Linked DNA regions of Mus musculus: regions 1 and 3 are each linked to region 2. A link is a contact called in ENCODE Hi-C or POLR2A ChIA-PET data. All regions are on one chromosome and are shown on one strand. The core of a region is the stretch at or near the end of the contact, and the rest is flanking DNA. Distances in the headings are between cores, read along the strand shown.

What was found. A loop is a pair of places that touch in the nucleus more often than their neighbours do. ChIA-PET counts read pairs that join two places held with the same protein, here RNA polymerase II (POLR2A).
Region 1: a loop to region 2 is called in a map of T-helper 1 cell, with 3 times the contacts of the local background. The contact joins the promoter of Akna here to the promoter of Tnfsf8 in region 2. A Hi-C loop is called at or near these places in 6 of 37 maps with a recorded cell type or tissue (CH12.LX, T-helper 1 cell, T-helper 17 cell and 3 more).
Region 3: a loop to region 2 is called in a map of v-Abl transformed pro-B cells, with 2.5 times the contacts of the local background. The contact joins the promoter of Tmem268 here to the promoter of Tnfsf8 in region 2. A Hi-C loop is called at or near these places in 1 of 37 maps with a recorded cell type or tissue (v-Abl transformed pro-B cells). POLR2A ChIA-PET finds 5 or more read pairs at or near these places in 1 of 5 experiments (embryonic stem cell).

What each region holds. Positions count from the first base shown.
Region 1 is chr4:63,401,910-63,406,540 of GRCm38, reverse strand. It overlaps Akna (AT-hook transcription factor), which reads left to right and starts at 3,096. Exons shown (of 22, transcript NM_001045514.3): 1 at 3,096-3,322. Gm52742 (a long non-coding RNA gene) reads right to left here. Exons shown (of 3, transcript XR_003955424.1): 3 at 4,415-4,631.
Region 2 is chr4:63,858,663-63,862,959 of GRCm38, reverse strand. Tnfsf8 (tumor necrosis factor (ligand) superfamily, member 8) reads left to right here and starts at 1,676. Exons shown (of 4, transcript NM_009403.3): 1 at 1,676-2,110. The coding sequence starts at 1,901.
Region 3 is chr4:63,557,382-63,561,729 of GRCm38, reverse strand. It overlaps Tmem268 (transmembrane protein 268), which reads right to left and starts at 2,967. Exons shown (of 10, transcript NM_001356354.1): 1 at 2,773-2,967; 2 at 735-818.

The DNA.
Region 1 (4,631 bases), core at 1,847-4,346, 460 kb after region 2:
GAGACCAGGAGAGTCTTTATCAGCAAGGATCTTGCCAAGGTCACTCAGCATCCAAGGGCCCTGGAGATCTCTGGCCACCCCCATCAGTACAGTGAGGCTTCCTGGGTGGGCAAGTGGAATGGAATCTGGGAGGCTCAGTGGACCTCTGGTTCCAGGTGACCTGGGAGTCAGACCAACCAGGCTTCCATCACTCACTCTTCTTGGTTCTCTGTGACACCTGCCGCTGCCCAGATGCACTATGAACTTTGACCTGGAAGGTTAGCCTCCTGGGCAGGAAAGGAGAGCCAGGACTCAGGAGGGTCATGATGAAACGACAGCCCCACTCCTATGGTGTCTCACTCTGGTCTCCCAAGATGGCTGGGCTGCTCATGGCTCTCTGCTGTACCTCTGGCCTCCAGAAGAACCAAGGGAGGGCAGGTCTAGCAGTGTTTCTGGACCCAAGATTGGGGCAATCAGCAGACGACTTTCTGCACTCCAGATCCCTTCTGGTGGTCAGGGTACAGGGCCTTCCTTTTGTTTTCTTGTCTGGGTGGTTGAGAACTACCATCTCCCTTCTGTGCCTCAGTTTCCTCTTCTGAGCCGTGGGAAAACACTGTATCTGAGGCAAAGGATGAGGAAGCAATGGGAGAAGTGAGGGAGGGTGGAGCAGGGCCAGGCTGCAGCCTCTGTTTGTCCTAGTGCTGGGTCCAGAGCACCCCAAGTGGCAAACCTGTGTCCGGCTGGGTTTGAAAGCTGTTTGAGAAAATCCCATGAGGCTGTTGTGGGCTGGGGTGTTTTCTCCAGAGCAGAAAGATTATGAAAGATATGTGAGGACAGACAGGGCTAGAGTTTGGTGAGGTTTAGGAAATTCAGCAAACGGGACTCAATGGTAGAGGAATTAAATGATGAAGGGAGTGGCCAGGTGGACCACCCAGTTTGGCTTGAGACCCCAAATAAAGGATGGGCCCGGCTGGGGACAGGAGCTGGGAGAAAGCTACTGTGCCCAGGCTCAGTTTGTCTGTAGCTTTGGATGGGTAAACTTGAGGGATAGTATTCCAGAAAGGAATACCATGTGGGCAAGGGGAAGGATAAGGGGGCTGGGGGAGGAAAAGGCCCAGTGTCGGGGTGAAGGACAGTAAATACTGGCTGCTGTCTTTCAACAAGGCTGAGGGTGTGCCAGCTGCGGCAGCCACCTGGTGTTGATGGGTTAATGATCAGGGAGGGTGAGCGGGTGAGTGACAGGATGTCAGGGGAGCCTGCCACCCACACAATGGGCCACATGGTCGCCAGAGCAGTAGACAGGGTCTTGATAAGATTTGGCTCTGTTCCATAGTCGCCGGGGGACTGCAAAGGGAGCCCCAGCCCCCAGATGTGTGTACAAGGCAGGGCCTGGGAGATAGGAGTTGAGAGGTTACTCGGTTGAAAGTGCTTGGTGCTAGCTCAGACTTAGCCAGATCCTGGCAGCTGGCCCTCAAGAGCATTCATTCATTCCATTCACCCATCAGTCACAAGCCCTTGGAGGAGACCAGACTCTCCCACCTAAGGAGACCCGGGGGCAGAAACTATGGTGATGACATAGGTCCTAAGGTCCCTTACTGCACACTGGGCAGGCCGTCTGTCATGGAATTGACAGCAGCCTCTCCAGGGCAGTGGCCACTCTGGTTAGCCCTGTTCCACAGAAAGGAAAACCATGGCTCTAGCCACTGAGGTCACAGTGCCAGCAGGAGGTGAGGCTGGCATGCTGGCATTGAACTCCCTGGCCTATGGACTCTAAGATTCTCTCCATCACTCTTGGGTGGTCCCCAGCCTGGCTGCTCCCTTGAGGTCCCCCCTCCCCCCCCAGGGCTTTCTGGATGGCAGAGGGTTGACCTCATGTCTCTTCTGTTTCCTGACTCTCTGGGTCAGCAGGGGCAGAGTAGAGAGCCAGGAGCGGACTTAGGGCTCCTGCAGCATCTTCCTTCTACCTGGCTCCTGCCTCCTCCTGCCTGCCCCGTCAGCCTGGATCCTGAAGGTCAGATTCTGTACCTCCTGCCCCGGCCCCTGAGTCCTCTCACATCATATCCTGTTGTCTTCAAGGGCCTCCTGCTTCTCTCAGGTCTCTGCAGCTGCCTTTCTAGAACATTCTCATCAGTCATGCTTGCGGCTTGCTTCTGCCTCTCTGTCCTTCCGGCCGCTTGTGTGACTGTGGCCTCCCCACCCAGACCTTCCTGATAGTCCTGCCTCACCCCCACTCAGCTTGTTACTCTCAGGCCCCTGTCTTCAGCCAGGGCAGGTCCAGCATCTGAGACCTGAAACCTCGGGTGTTTCCCTAGGATCTGCGAGTCCTCAGCCTCAGAGATACCAAAGCAGCAGGAGACGTTGGTCACCAGCCTGTCTCATACTCTGCCTCAGGCACACCTGACATCTTACACACTTCACTATAGAGTGAAGGGCCAGGTGTGATGTGTCTGTGTCCCACCCTGCTTCTTCAGATGGCTACACCTCTCACAGAGGTGAAGGGACCTGAGGAGCCACAGGTTGGCCATGAAGATAATTCTGTTCCTTCATCTCTGGGGCCTCTGAGGGAGAAGCTACAAGAGGAGATGTTCACCTGATCCTCTAGTTCTTCCTTCTTACCTAGACAATTCCAGTGCAGGCTCATCTTATCTCTAGGCATGGACAGTAAGTGGAAGGGCAGAAATCCCTAAGTCTGCCCTGAGATGATGAGACTTGTGTTAGTAGACGAAGTTAAAGCTGGACAGACAGGAGCAAGCGCCAAGGCTGAGGTTCCCCTTTCCCTCCTGTGAGGATGGGCAATGAGACCTACACAGTGGGAGAGGCTTTGATAAAGTCTTCGGTGATGGAAGAGACCAATTTTGGGGTGGGAGTGGAGGAACTGCAGGCTCCTCTTCCTGGGACCGGCATGCAATGTGACTTTAGCCAAGCCTTCTCTGGACTTCCTGCTCGTACAAGCACGGTTGTGGTTGCAACTGAGGTGGTCTCAAACTCAAGGCCTCAGAAGTTCTCTTCCCATCAATGCAGCCCCACACTTGCCCAGCAAAGGGTTAAGCTCTTGGCGCCAGCTCCGCAGAGTAACCCCCCCTCCTTTTCACAAACACTTGTAGGAAATCAGGCTGGGCGCTTCCTGCAAGGAGGAGGAGGCAAGGCAAGGCCTCAGCTGCAGGGGCGGGGAGAAGTGGGGAGGGATGCTTGTCTGTGAGCTGAGGCCGTTCTGGCTGGCAGAGCAGTCTGGAGGCGTTCCAGGCTGCTGTGGAGGCAGGGGGCTCCCCAGGTTTGAAACAAAGACCTTGTGGGCAGCTCCCCTGAGCCCAGGCCGGCAGGATGGTGGTGTAGTACTAGTGAGGTAAGGAGCTGAGCCAGGAGGAGGGCCAGAGGGAAGGCCGCCTTCCCTCTGGATGGGCCAGTCATAGACTCTGGACAACCCTGGCAGGCAGCCCAGCCCAGCCAGGAAATCACAGCTACGCAGCTGCTGCCACTCCTGTCCAGTTCTGGGAGTCCGGCCCCCACGAAAGAGTGGACCCCAAGATGCTAGTTTCCAGTTCCAGATCCAATTTGGTTCCCTTGGTGAACTTGGACCCGTGTTGGTCCCTCTCTGTCCCCCGGGGTGGGCTCATCTCAAGGCCAGTTAGTGCTTGGGTTACTGAGGGTCTCGAGATGTTCGGAAGTGAGGAACAGGCCAGGAGATGACACCCTCCTACCCAAATAAGGGCAGGGACAAAGTGGGGGCCAGGAAGCCAGCTTAGAGCTACAGTAGGACAAGATGAGAGTCAGTAATAGCCTGGCCCCTTGTTAGTTCCTCCCAGGCTCTTTGGGTGAGCCAAGGGACAGTCCGGGGACATCCGTCATGGGTATCTCCACTTGCCGCAGGCCAAAGGCCACTCCTGTGAACAGGTCTATGCCCTGCCACGGATCCAAACTTGCTTTGGAGCCCCACAGCCCAGCCCTTCAAAAGGGTCCAGCAGCTTGGTAAGGAGGTCTTTCCCCTGCCATCCTCCTGCCTCCTATACATCTCCTGGCCTTGGTTTAATAGTCACAGTGTTCTAAACTTCCTGGTTGTTCTCATTAGGTGGGTGCCTCTGTTTCCTCATCGGGATGAGGTTAAGGTGGGGATGTCCTGGCTCTCTCTAGCTGGGTAGCATGGAGATTCTGAATGCCAGGGCTGCTGAAGGTTGAAGCTTCAGTGGGGGAGGATCATCCTGGACACACACGCACACGCACGCACACACACACACACACACACACACACACACACACACACACACACACATGCACGCACGCACGCGCGCGCTCGAGAGAGAGAGAGCTGTATGAAGCAGTGTGTGGGGAACAGGGCATTGCCTAGCTAGTTGCTAAATAGAATCCCTGGAGGGTGTGACAACATGGAGATCAGTTCTGTACAGGTGTTAGGTGATAAGAAGCAAGGACATAGAGAAAGCAGTGTTTGGTGTTTTTTTGGGGAGGGTGGGGTGCAGTTTCTCTGGGGGCAGGTGGGGACCTTTAGCTCAATGGCCCAACCATTAGCAGGACCTAGTTATAGAGGGGCTGGCCCTCCTGGGTCAGGACATCATAATTCGAATCCCCAGCTTCCACTGCTACCCTGACGGCTGTCCAGACTTCCCTGCCTGCCTGTGGCACTCAGGGGCCAGGCCCTG
Region 2 (4,297 bases), core at 427-2,926:
CCCACTCCCTGTCCGTACCTACCAAAGGACAAGGCTTTCTCCCCAAATCAAACAAGTGTACCCCCCCAAAACACTAACTTGCCTTGCCCTATCTAAACCAGCAGGACAAGTGGCTAAGGACAAATCTGTCTTCCAAACCCCAGGCTCAGTTTCCTTGACAACCAGATGGAGACACTGCCCTCGAAGAAGATACTCACCAGTTCATTCCTCACTACCTATCCCTCCTCTGTGGTTTTTCATTTTATAAACTCACCAAAAAGGGCCTCTAGACCATCTCCTAAGTCTAAGCTGCCTTGCAGAATGCTCAAAGAGAGATCTACACAGATCCAGAAAGCTAAATAATCTGAGCTGGGCTTTGGATCCGGCATTTCTTTGGGGCTTCTGACATGTCCTGTGACCTGCAGAGGTAGTGTATAGTCAAAAGAGAAGGTGCTGTCTACCTCAAGGGAAATAGCAAGTGAGGTTTCAGAAGGCCACATCTGGAGGCAGCTCTGAAGCTTTTAGAGAATATTCTGAAAGAAAGGTCATTCATAGCAACAGATACGATCCAGCTCTGTGTCCCAGAAATCTATTTATTATATGAAATTCCAGACATGGCCCAGAGGGCAACTTGGGCTGTTTAACAGGAATTGTTCAACAACAGCTGCCAAGTCCATTCCCATTCAGGAAGCCCTCTTACATCATCCTGTTTGATCTTCCCCATGACTGCAAAGCAGACTGGGGTGAAAGCAGGGGCTGCGTTGACTTATTCAAGGAGCAATGCTGAGAAGAGGAAAGGCTAAGATGCAACCTGAGGTTTTCAGCCTGTAAGGAAAGGGTCCGGCAGGCTTTTGGAGCCAGGCTGGTTTGCATATACCACCAAGTTTTACCATTAGATTAACACTGGTAGATTTGATTAAGAATGCTTTTATGCTGGGTCTCAGTTCTCTATGCTGTGAAGAAGAAATACTACTTGCCTCTGAGGCTGGTGACGAGTGTGAAGTCAGCCTCTAAGCCAAGTTCCCAAGACTGTACCTGAGCCAGAATGTTCAATTCTAGTAACCTCTGTCCACAAACTCATCACAAACACCTGGAACACTATTTGCACCCCCATACAACCCACAGACACTTCACACACTCGTTCCACAGCACTGAGCCTCCCCTTCCTGACCCCCTCACTAATTTCTTCCCCTAGTATGAACTTTAGGGCAAGCCAGTTTCATCGGCAAATTTAACAGCCCTGGAGAGCACCCTGCAAGAGATAGAGGAGCTTTGGTTCAACAGCAAATTATTTCCAAATTCCTCTTCTCTCACCATGTCTTTGAAACTATCCTCAAATATCCTACTGCCACAACCTTGTCTCCAGGTAGGTAAATGCCCAAACAGTGGGCTCTTCTTTCCCAGAAATGGGTATGTTTCCAGTTTAGAGCATGCTGTAATTGTTGGACAACCCCAACAGTCATTGTGCTGCTGACAAAGGACTGCCATCTCCAGGGACCCAGCAAAGAGACTAATCTGGAAGCTTCCTGGGCCACCAGCATGGATCATGCAGTGTGCAGGGTCCCCGCGGCAAGGCGTTCTGTGGCTGAGCCTAAAGGAAACAGAAGTGGTTGGTGTACACTCACGCGGAACTGTCTCCTTCCTACCACCCGCTGACATCAACCATCGTCTATCTCGCTACAATTTCTCTGCACTCAGATTAATCCCAGGCGATGAAAAATGAACCTCTCCCCCACCCTTGCAGCCACCCTTCGCCTCACGCCCCCAGAGAAGAGTTTCTCCATCCGGCAACTGGTGAAGGCTTTTTTCCAAGTCACATGATCCAGGATGCAGGGGAAAATCCTTCTTGGAACAGAGCTGGGTACAGAACCGAATCAGATGAGGAGAGATAAGGTGTGATGTGGGACAGACTATATAAAGCATGGAGCCAGGGCTGCAACAAGCAGGCAGCTGTGGGGCTCCTTCCCCTGACCCAGCCATGCAGGTGCAGCCCGGCTCGGTAGCCAGCCCCTGGAGAAGCACGAGGCCCTGGAGAAGCACAAGTCGCAGCTACTTCTACCTCAGCACCACCGCACTGGTGTGCCTTGTTGTGGCAGTGGCGATCATTCTGGTACTGGTAGTCCAGAAAAAGGTGAGTAAACATCTTTTTTCTGCTTTTCTTTCCTCATTTATAATGTGTGTCCTCTAGAGGAACAGCTCTGGGAAGCTAATGAATAGTTTAACTAGGAGCAAAAAAAAAAAAAAAAAAAAAAAAAAATTTAAAAAGTGAAAATAAGTAAAACTATGCATATATAGAGAGAGATTATATCAGAGAAAAGGGGAAAAACTAGAAATGAACTTTCTGCACTCAGTGGGAATTTTTTAAAAGAAATAGAACTGGACATGAGCTCAAAAATTTCCAGATGTACTGGAGCCAACAGAAGAGCTGCTGACCTTGAGAAGTTAAGATTGAAGCCCAGATGGGTCACAGCCTCACAGTATGGAGGGAGGAAGCATAGGGAGCCCTGATGGCGAGTGCGCATGTGGGTATCACCTCTGTAAGGCGCTCATCCTAATTCTAAGGTTATGTCCTCAATCCGTGCTCCCAGGACTTCTGAGGCCTCTCTTTTGCCGAGAGTCTGTTGTTGCTATTGTTTGTTTGTTTGTTGTGGTTGTTTTCTTGCTTGCTTGCTTGTTTTTAGTGAGGAGCTACTTTTTAAAGACTGTGATATTTGAGAGAGAGAGAGAGAGAGAGAGAGAGAGAGAGAGAGGGAGAGAGAGAGGGAGAGGGAGAGAGAGAGAGAGAGAGAGAGAGAGAGAGAGAGAGAGAGAGAGAGAGGCCAAGTCTTCCCAGAGCTCTGCTATTTCAATGTTAAAACCCACAAAAGAAATCGAAAGCTTCCTCACAAGCCACTGGCTTTGAAGAGTTCAGGGTGTTGAAAAGTAGCAGTGTTTTTGTCACCTGTACCCTCTGAGATGCACACATAATGTGCAGGGCCACACCATCTTGGGAAATTTCGTTTGTTTGAAATGGGGGTAGGGGGAGAAAGTCAAACCGTAGCTTAGAAAAGTATCCTTGAGAGAGAACTCTTACACACTGTCTGGAAAGGACTGCGTGGTCAGCTCACATGACTCACAGGCTTGGGGTGAGATCCAGGCATGGTGATTTGGATACTGTATGAATACCACTGGTGCAACACCCTGCCCAAGTGTGAACTCACCTAATTTATAATTCTTCCAAGTTGCCTTGGACCACAGACTCTGCAGCATACTAGTTGCTGAAAGCTAGGGCCTTACAAGTATCAGCAAGTATGGATATTGAAATAAAGCTTTAAAGCTCCTTCCTCCTTGGCAGTGTAAGAAGGGAGTTATTCACACTTGGCCTGCAGAGCTGATGGGACACATCAGTTCATGGATCGTTTGCATCAGGCCAAGAAGGACTCGCAGACAAACCTCTGGGCACTTTCTCTTCTCTCCACATTCTCTACTTTCTGTCACTCTGATTTTCCATACACCAGATGTATATTGTTTTGCAGTAATGGCCAGGCAAGAGAGATTAGAGTAGCCTGAAGACATTTGTCATTCAGAGGACACAGGCAGAACTGCTGGGTGTGGGGAAGAAGCCAAGGTGGGGAAGGCTGATGGTGGCACTGTGCAGAAGCAGCTCCCATCCACTGTTGAAATGATTCCTCCTGTGAAATCTGCACAGGCTTCTGCCCTGTTTCTGCAGAGGCACAAAATGAAGCACAGACAGGGGACAGGGCTTACAGTCAAGCACCCTGAGCAAGTGGTACAGTAGGGGCTGCTTAGTGGCTCTTGGTTGCTCTGTGAGAATGCTGTTCCCTTTGCTTGCCCTGATGGTGGCAGAAACATTCTCATTCTTCTCTCAGAGATTTTTCCTCTTGTGTCTGTTGATCTGACTTACCTCCGTGCCTGGGTATAGAACGGTGCACAGTCTGTGTGTAAGCTCTAGTATGCTGTGATTTTTTTTTACGTGTCAGATACTTGCTCACAAGCTAGGGCTTTCCATTTTAATGGCTATGCTATTAAGAATCTAACGCTTTTCGCATATCGTTTCTAGTACATTATCAGGCATTAACTGTGGCAAGAACTGGGGAAAAATGAGTCCCCTGGGCCTGGGTTATTAAGAGTACATCCCATAGGAAGGCAGATGGGGACTGTTACAAACAGGTGAACTTAGCAACTGGAGAGACTCAGTAGGAATCTGTCAAAGAACCCAATGAAAAGATCCAAAGAGCTCAGACTCGCATTCTAGTATTAAATATGGAATGGGCAATGAACACATGGTGTCCTCCTTGTACCACAGGGACTGTGTGGG
Region 3 (4,348 bases), core at 1,718-4,217, 300 kb after region 2:
CAGAGGCAGATCTATCACCAGCCTGGTCAACATAGTGAGCTCCAGGCAAGCCAGGGCTACACAGTGAGACCCTGTCTCAAAGACAAAACAAAACACTCTCAGTCCAGCCTCATGACATATGCTGAGAGTCCCAGCTCTGAGGAGTGCACGAGGCAGGGCAACTGGATCAAACATTTAATGCCAGCCTATGATACACAGTGAGCTGCAGACAGGTGTAAGCTACCAGGTAAACCCCGCCTCCTAAAAAGAAAGATAGTTTCTCCTGGTCACAGGAGAAAGCAGTTACAGACAGCCGCTTTCACTGAAGCAAGGGTTTGCTCGCTGGGGCTTCCAGGTGGTCAGAGGTTTCCAGCAGGGAAACCTTGGCAGTTAAACGCTCTACTGAGAAGGAGAGCAAGCCCTGGCTTTGCAGTTAGCTCTGCAGGGTCCCGGAGGCGTGGCCAGTGCTGCCAGCATCCACCTTTAGCCATTATCATCAGTCAAAGTGGGAATGCTCCTTATGGGGGCTCCTTTGCTGACCTCCTGAGTCACCAATCTGCTACCACCTGTGACACGTGTCCCAAGAAAGATCATGTCCTATTAAATGCCACGAAGAGCACACCAGTCCTGAGAAAAATCCTCTAGATCATTCATGTGCTACCAAGGGAGGTTGACACTGGGGAAGGCAGGAAGCATACAGATGACACACACCTACTTGAATCCAAACTGGCCCCCAAGCCCCACTGCCCGCTGACCTTCAGGGAGGAACTGAACCTTCTGGCTTCTTCACTGTTTCTCTCCAGATTTCAACAGGCACAGCTGCACAAGGCTGGGATGCTCTGCAAAATGAAAATGGGGGGAGGGGACTCCTGTTGAGAACAGAAGGATCTGCGGTCAGGGGGATGGATCCGAGGGTAAAAAGCACTTGCTGCCCAAGCCTGGTTCCCCAAGTTCTACCCCAAGGTGCCCCTATAAAAAGCCAGATGAAGAGGCAGGAGCGTCTACAATGGCAGTGTTCCCCTTACTCTGCCCACAGCCCAGATTCCGTTCTCTCCTCAACATGGGTTTCCTGTTCCGTGGTCAAGACATACTCTCTCCAAAGCTGAGTGGCTATCAGCCAAAGAGTCGGGAGAAGGATTTTAGTGACTCCAGGGTCTCAGCCCTCAGCACCCACGCTTGGGCTGGCTTCCTTTCCAGCTAATTCATGGAATCATCTTCGAGTGGGTCAGAAGAAACCACAATTCCTAGGCAGTGATATAGAAACCAAGTCCAGTCAGCCTGAGTCTCCTTGCGGCTCATGCTCAGTCCAACTCACAACAGCGGTCTCAAACAAAGGAGTACTTACCAGCCTATCTTAGTGCGCCTGCTCTTTCTATAGACCCAAGAGGCACAATGGCCACAAGGTTGCGCCCCTCTGCTGCCTCTGAGCAACTGCTAGGTAGGCCACAAGGCAGACCCAACCCTGACATCTGTACTCCTGGCCGAGGACTCAGGCCCTCTCGGTGAAGCCTCCCAACACTGGAGTGTTGAAAAGGCTGGGAGGAGCTGACACAGACTGGAGTTGCTCAAGCCCGGGGCTGCACAGAAGGATCCACTGGTTGCAAAATGCCACAATGAAGCATTGTGTCGGGGGCAGAAATCACAGCACCCACATCAGCCCCCTCAGCTGCCCACAGAGACCCAATCAGCAGACTCCAGTCACACACCCAAGTTTGTGTGTGTTGGCTAAAAGTAACCTGCCCAGCCCAACCACTTCCCACCTGGGTAGCCTTGAGCAAGGTAACAAGACTTCTCTCTGCCTCCATTTCCTGGAAAGGAGACAAGGACAGACACTTAGGATTGCCCTATGGGTTCCACGTCCATGAGATCCACACTTGGGAAAAGGTTGATTACTGAGAGAAGGTAGCTGTCATCAACCTATGCCACAAACATTCCCTGAGAACCTTCTAGGGCCAGCCCCTGGACTGTAAAACCAGGAGTGGAACATGGAGCGTTTGCTCAGCCCTCCCCTGCAGGGATCACCATCCACTGGGGAAAACACACTCAGAACTGCCAGAGAGATGAGGAGGAGGAAACTAGGCAGCAAAGGTGGAGGACGACAGACTCCCTGGGCTGCCTAAATGGGCTGCTTCGCCAAGGAGGAGACTGAAAGGAGCCACACAGAACTGAATGGACTCGACTCAGAGGTCAGGATGGGTCCAGGGCTCCCCGTGTACATTCTCATCCAAGTACCGAGGCTACAGGGCCATGAGGGGTCAGGCAGGACCCCAATGGCAAATGCTAACCATTTACCACCTCCTCAGCTCTGCTCCAATCTTCAGCACACAAGTAAGGGAGCCCCACACCATGGTAAGCAAAGCACAGAGGGAGCAAGTGACTGCCGACCGAGTTCCTCTGGGAACCCACATTGCAACCAGATTTTCCAGTTGCGGGCTGTGCAGACTCAAGCCCCCAAGAGGTCTCATCTCTGCACAGTGCCTGCCAGCCTCACCAACATCTGAGCGCCTAACATATCCTGAAAGGAAAGAAAGAAAAAAAAAAAATGGATTTCCTTCTTCTAACTCAGCTTCATTAATTACAATGCAAGTCCAACACATCAGAGAAGCAGCAGTCCCCCAAAAGTTTAGGGCAGAAAAACCTGGCTGGACAAGGAGTTCAAACGCCCCATTTCAATGATGAGAACATTAAGCCCCGGAAGAGAAAGCCGACTATCCAAGGTCAGGGAGCAAACCCGGAGGGAGCCAAAACAGAAAGCCGGCTCGGCGCGGCCCGGCCCGGCGTCTCCCACCGTACCTGGCCTCGGGCTTGGGCAGCAGGCTCCCCGATCTCTGCCCTCTGGCCTTGGGGTTCCTTTACCCCAGAAATCACCCGCCCTGCCCTGCAGATCCCACGCCTGACGCGTGGGGCGGGAAGAGGTCACCCGAGCCTGAGCGGAGGGACGCGCACGCAGGCCCCGCGGCCCCAACCCCCGAGCGCGGGAGCGCGGACGCGCGGGCACGCGCACGGCTCGCGCACACTCACCGCCGCGCTGCCGCCCGGGCCGCTCAGGGTCAGAGGTTCCATGCCCCTTGTACGCCGCGGCGTCCCGGCGCCGCCGCCCCCGCCGTCCCCGCGCGCCCTTTTTGGGGCGCGTCGCCCCAGCCGGTCTCCGCCGAGTCGCCCTACGGCAGGAGCGTCTCTCGGGCCGAGCCCGGAGCGTTTCATCAGCCACGCTCCCCCAGGGCGCCGGTAGGGGCCCTGCGCCCGCCACGTGCATGAGATCTGAGCTCGTCCCTGCAGTGAAGGAGCGGGGCGGGGAGGCCTGTCCCGAGTGACAAAGTCATGGGATCCGATGCATGAGGCACACTCGGGACCAGAAGTTTCTTCCAGGCTTGTTTTTAATGAAAAACGGTGTTCAGTATTGAAAGCGTCGGTGTAGTCTCCACTTTGTATCTGCGTTTTCTTTAAAAATCTTTAGTTGAGACAGTGCTGTGAAATTGTGTGAGATCTTTACGAAATAATGTGTGAGGTGTTCAAACACACACTTGCACACCCCGCTCCTTGAGATTTAAAAGGATCTGTGATGGCCTGCTTCTTTTTCCAGGTAAATCACTAGTCTTGGGTTCACCTTGGTGGGTTGTTCTGACAACAGCAGACCTGGCTAACTACATGTACTTTTCTTTGGAGTACGTGTTTATATCCTATTAGCCACCAAACATTGTCTTTCAACAAAGACGGTGGGCACTTGGTTGCTGCACCAACAGCCTGGTTTCTTTTTCAGGGGATCGATGAATGCACAGGTGGTTCCCACCCTTGCTTACAGGAAGGACTAGGGCAGTACATGCCACTGCCCTTGTCTCTACAAGTGGTCTTGTACACACAGAGAGACACAAACACATTTCTTCCTTTTAACAACTCTTGAGGACTTCCAGACCACAGGACTTACATGTGCCTGCAGGATGTTTCCAGGCAGCGAGAATGAATTGAAAACCCAAATTAGCATATCCCATGGAGGTGCCCACGGGGACAAGTGAGGATCAAGGTGGCAGGCTACTGAAAATGAACTTATCTGTGAGCAAATCAGCACTGAGTACCTGCTCTGTGCCAGCCTTGCCCTGGGCAGTAGAAAACAGTTCGTGGGAGCCTCCCATGTAGTTTGATCAACTTGCTAAACAGTAATGTAGAGGCCTGGGAACAAAAGACCCAAGGGTGCTGAGACTTCTAAATGCTGACCCGGCTATTGAAAAGGAAACAGCAACAAGCTGTGGCCTAGCCCCGCCCCACCCCCAACCCTGCCTGTGAAGCAACCCTCCTCAATGTCAGAGATGCCCTACTGCCTTCCCACCAGCCTGTCTTCACTCTCCACGGGCCAGCAGTTTTAGGTCGACAC